Regions from separate parts of the Mus musculus genome. Here region 1 is linked to region 2. A link is a contact called in ENCODE Hi-C or POLR2A ChIA-PET data. All regions are on one chromosome and are shown on one strand. The core of a region is the stretch at or near the end of the contact, and the rest is flanking DNA. Distances in the headings are between cores, read along the strand shown. Region 1 overlaps Kalrn (kalirin, RhoGEF kinase). Region 2 overlaps Kalrn (kalirin, RhoGEF kinase).

Evidence for each region. A loop is a pair of places that touch in the nucleus more often than their neighbours do. ChIA-PET counts read pairs that join two places held with the same protein, here RNA polymerase II (POLR2A).
Region 1: a loop to region 2 is called in a map of left cerebral cortex, with 6 times the contacts of the local background. The contact joins two enhancer-like sites. A Hi-C loop is called at or near these places in 7 of 37 maps with a recorded cell type or tissue (heart and left cerebral cortex). POLR2A ChIA-PET finds 5 or more read pairs at or near these places in 3 of 5 experiments (Patski and embryonic stem cell).

The regions. Positions count from the first base shown.
Region 1 is chr16:34,077,514-34,080,213 of GRCm38, forward strand. All of the region lies in intron 34 of Kalrn (kalirin, RhoGEF kinase), which reads right to left. Among named protein-coding and RNA genes, the nearest start is that of Gm41448, 41 kb to the right of the region's middle. Within about 2 kb of position 1,283, at least 1 of the 3 ENCODE cell types and tissues checked has a DNase peak (open chromatin) inside an H3K27ac peak, as active enhancers do.
Region 2 is chr16:34,041,621-34,044,449 of GRCm38, forward strand. All of the region lies in intron 37 of Kalrn (kalirin, RhoGEF kinase), which reads right to left. Among named protein-coding and RNA genes, the nearest start is that of Umps, 76 kb to the left of the region's middle. Within about 2 kb of position 1,359, at least 1 of the 3 ENCODE cell types and tissues checked has a DNase peak (open chromatin) inside an H3K27ac peak, as active enhancers do.

The DNA of each region.
Region 1 (2,700 bases), core at 33-2,532, 36 kb after region 2:
CTGATAGAATGGAAATTGCATAGAACTTTCCCCTCTTTATTTAATGGAATAATTCATTTTAAGAATCATAAAACAATATTTATAAGGCTTTCATGAGCTCATATGAAGCCTTCATCTCTCAGACCTATTTTCCACCATTAGACACCTCAACTTTGAAACCTTCTATCACGTGGTTATGCAGAAACAGCCTTTGTGGTTGGGGAACAGAAATAGTTCAACAGTGGCATCAGGAAAAGCTCTCTCCAGGGCTCAGAGGCCAGTGACTTCCACAGTCCACTCTAGCTCGCCCCAGCCACAATGAAGCCTGACACACCGAAAGGCTCCTACTCATTTAGGGCTTTCAATCTGCCTCCCCAATTTCAAAAAAGGGATCTCAATATAGAATTTGAATCTACGGCACAGAGCACAGAACCACATATACCCACTCCATTTATCCTACTGATAAAGGCTTAGACAAAGACCCTCTCAAGTGTGCTATTGTTCTCTTTGATAATGTACTGTTGGGCTTGGCAGGGGTGCAGATATGCCCTCTTTCCTTTCTTTTATCTTTATTAAGCTCAAAGCTAAAATATAGTGAACTGAGCTGAAGAGAAGGCTCAGTGGGGGAAGTGCTGGCTGCACAAGCATGAGGACCCGAGTTCAAATCCCAACAACCCTTATAAAGCTAAGCACAATGACAAACATCTGTAACAGCAGTGAGGGCGAGGCTCAGGGGCAGATAGCCTTGTATGTGTAGCTGCAAACGACACAAAGACCCTGCCTTAAACAAGGTGGGGACTGAGGACAGATACCTGAGGGTACCCTCTGACTTTGAAATGCGTGCCACGGTGCATATGCCCTTACAGATATAAACGTGTATACGTACACAGACACGAGCATGCATCATGTGCATAAATACATAAAAATAAAAAGATATGTGACAATTTTAATTTAAAGTAAAGGACCCAACAGACTAACACAAATTTTGTCTGTTTTGTTCTGTTTTGTTTTGCAGTACTGGGGATTGAGCTCAGGGCATGGTGCGTGCTAAACAAATTCACTATATCACTGTTTTACCACTGAGCTACATCCTCAGCCACACATAGCTTTAATAGCCATGCTGGGAAGGAGTCGGAGAGAGAGAACCCATGCTTCAAAAAAAGGCTTTTGCCGACCTGTAAACACACACACACACACACACACACACACACACACACACACACACACACACACACGGGTTAGGTCTAGCCTCCGGGTCATTTTCCTAGGTAAGACCAGACCCTGGCTGTGGTGCTGCAGGGGAAGACAGGTAGATCAGGCAGGGTTCTGGAAAGGCTGTGACAGCTTGGAGCTGCCTCCTCAAGAGACGCAATACTATTTTAAGAGATAAACAAGTGTGGCTGTGGTTAAAGATAATCACAGTCAGATGTTGGCAAAAGTAGAGAAACATTTCTAGGCCTGTGCTATTTAGGGTATGAAAATGTGTGTGTGTGTGTGTGTGTGTGTGCACTAGGCAATGCTTATGTTTAGAGCTTTGGTGGCAACACATTTACAGATACAAATAAAACTAACACCCTACACAAAGGCTGCTTCTGGGAGTGCTACCCCATTCTAGGGCTAAAAGAAGACACCAGGGAGCTGTATTAATACGATTCTACTGTAGTGATAAAAAACGAAAGAACATCACCCAGAAGTGAAGTTCATCTGGGCAGCATAGTAATTCTAGAGAGAGGAGACTTCAGAGAAGCCAGGACTCAACTCATTTAGCCACCTGCTCTGGGAAGAATGGTTTCATGACTGCGAGCCTCAGTGTTCTCATCTGAGAAATGAGTAGGCTGAACCACAGAGCCGAAGGGCAGCAGATACTGCAGTGCACACCATGCATTGTTGTCTGTCTGTCTGTCTTTGCTAGGGAAGTTCCTTCCTTACCCAGGCCTCCGTGCCCTTTGTGCTATGTCCTTGGTTTCTTAGGTAAAGAGCACCAGCCCTGACCCTCCAAGACCCAGGCCTTTTGTCATGACACCACTGTAAACAAAGTTCTCCCCCTCTACCTCTGTCCTTCTGTCCTCTGAGCACCATGCAGGAAAGATGGACATGTCTCAGTGATTCCTAAACTACCCCTGTTTCCCATCAGACCCAGGCTGACATTCACTGTGGAGGGCATCTGCTGGCTGTCTCCCCAGCATGCCTGCTCTTCATAAGCGCTCCCCAGACTTCCTGGCTCTGAGAGGTGAAACCCTGCCTGCTCAGTCTCTACCCCAGCAGTGTGTCCTGCAATAACACAGACATCTCACTCTCTGGACTAGAAGGATTAACTTAAGGAGGACGATGGGATACAAATTAGATGGCCCCCAGAAATCCAGAACGTCTTCCCCCTCACTAAACACGAAGCTGTAAGCCAACTCCAGAAAGTGTGGTGGCGCAGGCCCTTAATCTCAGCGCTCAGGAGGCAAAGACAGGCGGATCTCTGTGAGTTCGAAACTGGCTTGGTCTACAGAAAAGACTTCCAGACCAGCTAGTGCTACATAATAAAACCTTGTCAAAAAAAAAAAAAAAAAAAAAAAAAGACTAATTTAACCAATAGTACATTCACACGAAGAATCAGGTTTCTTTGTTTTGTGTGTGTGTAAAGTGAGAAATGTGGTTATTAAATATAATAAGCTCTAGTTGGCCCATCTAGTTCTGATGACAGAACGGAAATTAAACAGATGTAGATGGCAG
Region 2 (2,829 bases), core at 109-2,608:
GTCCAATCTTAGATAGGTCTTGTCAGATAACCATAGCTGCTTTGAGTTCATGGGTGCAAGAGCCATGAAACAATGGAAGCCCAAGAGATGATGTTCTGCAACATTGTATCCCATCTTCCAACCCTTGCATTCTTTCTAACCCCTCATTGGTTGTGTTCCCTGAGCCTGAGAGTGGGGCTGTATGCAATGTAAGTGCCCTGAGGATCAGCGGAAGCTACAAGGGAAACAACAGAGATCAAGGTCAAGGCAGACATCCAAGGTCAAGGCGGGCATCCATAACACAAGCATGAAAGGCAAATGTCAACTACCCAAGGTGCCTGACCATGCCGGCCTCTGTGGTTTCTAGAAAGAAAGGCTTCGTTTAGTAGTCTTTGAAAACTTTAGTTCTAAGACACAAGACACCAAGTTCTAATAGTGCCGATCATCGAGGCGGTAGAGCAAAAGGCTGTGGCCTGGTCTTAAACAGTCTGCGCTTGAGAATATCCATCACTGACTCTCTTAGCTGCTACATTTCAACAGAAGCCAAACAGAGGCAGGAAGGAACATTCCAGGGAAATAAATGAAAGCAAATGTGGTACCCAAGAGGAGAAATGAAAGAGAATATTAAAGCCTTATATATTGTCGAACGGTGACATCAGCCTTCTCCCCCACTCCCTAAACTGAGCAACAGTGTCAAGGGTCAAACAGGGATCTGTTGCCAACACTAGAATTAAACGCACAGACAGCATCTTCCAGCTTGAGAGAGACAACTGCTTTCCACTTGACGTAAAGGTGTTTACAGAACACGTAATCAACCATGGAAACTGTTATATCCAGAGCAGCAGTATAGGCTAAAAATAAAGAAAGGTCGAGGAGGGTTTAGCTACATTTATAGATACAGGATCTGTAACCTGTTATTAAGGAAATTAGAATGTCGGGTGCTGAGGCTGGACAAGCCAGTGGACAGGCAGCTTCCCAGCGCATGTCCCTTGGTGCCATCACCAGAGACAGGCTCCGGGACAGATGGACCTAGCTGGGGATGGATATGATTAGTACCTTTAACTCCCCATCTTCCTCACTGTCCTGGTGTGGCCTTTATTCTGTGGCCTGTAGGCTGGTGGGAAGGTGAGTGCCAGGCTCAGTGAGCAGGCCTACACCACTGCCTCCAGGGTGTGTGGCACAATCAGCTTGGCATGGGCCAATCAGTCCACAGGGTAAAGGGCCTCTGAGGAGCCCAATGTGTCACACAGGAGGATCTGCAGTTCCCTCTTGACTTTGTATGAACAAAGAAGCCGGGTTATGTCTTGGAGAGGACTCTGGGACAGCTTCAGAAACTGGCACGGTGGCAAGGAAAAAGAGGGCCCGCTAAGCTCTTATGGTGGGCAGCCTGCCTGCAATGATGGAGTTGGCTCTCCTGCTTATAGCAATTTCAGAGTGATCCCCTAGGTCTCGGATGCCAGGGCTGGATACAGGGATCTAACTTAGGGCAACCAGGGCAACCAACCTGTCATCATTGTTGTCTCTGGGGAAAGAGACAGTGACTGCCAGTTTGTCTCCACAGTAGAGACGTCTGTCCTACCTGTGGTTCAGGGTCATAACATGCAGCATATGAAAAGGAACTGAAACAAGGAAGGAGCAAATACAAGTCCCTATAACTGTCCATTTCCTTACAGAAATGCAAAGAGATTCAAATAGACAGCTTACTGTAGAGGAAGGCCACTGTCCCAGTCATGCCCATAAAATGCCCTTCCTGTAAGCACACTCTCACTCTCCCTGCATATTACTCATTATATGGCATTGTAATTAATGTCTTACTTGCACATAGAAAATCAAGCATCTACTATATTATATACTGAATACTTGGAGAGGCTGGAGAAATGAGGACGAGGAAGAGTCTCAGACCTCCATAGTCTAACCCACACTGAGAGTTCTGACAGATGGACCACATGGACAGGCAGCTGTGAAGTGGGAGGGAGATAGAAAAGAAAGACTACAGCAAAGGCAAAGCTGAGTCAAACTATCCCTCGGTATCCTGGGGGACTGGCTCAGGAATCCCTGGGATCCCCAAATCCAGGGCGCTCAGATCCTTTTAAAATGCTTAGTGTTTCCACAACTACATTCACCCTCCTATATAGTTAACTAATTTCTGCATTATTTATATAGCGAGTATAATGTAGATGCTATACAGGGATTGTTACACTGTCTTGCTTAGGGAACAAGGAAGAAAAAAGTCAATACATATTCAGGGCAGATGTAATTTCTCCCCAAAGAGCTTTGATCTGAGGTTGGGTGAATCTACAGAAAAGGAACCCAAGGATGTGAAGAACTGGCTACTCTAACAAGTTAAAGACAAACAAACAAACAAGCAAACAAACAAAAGAGAGAGAGAGAGAGTTCACTGGATATAGAAACTGAGGAACATACATTCCTAGTAGGAACTGCACTGTGAGAAAGGTTATGGAGTGAAACCATGTGAGGTGAGCTAAAAACCTGTTGCAGGTAGAGTTGGATATGTGAGGATCTGGACTGGCAGAAGACAGTGCTAATGAATGGTGTGTGCATGTGTGTGTGTGTGTGTGTGTGTGTGTGTGTGTGTGTGTGTGTGTGTGTTAGTGACCTGGGATGGGTGCTAGTGTGTGGGGGAGTGCTAGTGTCAGGGGTGCTGGTGAGCAGGGGTAGATACCAGTGAGCTGGGGTAGGTGGGTACCACAGAAAGAAGGCAGGAGCATCAAGGTTGGAACCTGGAGATGCATAGAAGAGATTCTAAAGACCCTTGTCCGTGGCAGTAAGCAGGAGAATGAGACTGGATGTAAGTTTTAGAAAGATCACTCTCAACACTCTAAAGAGCTT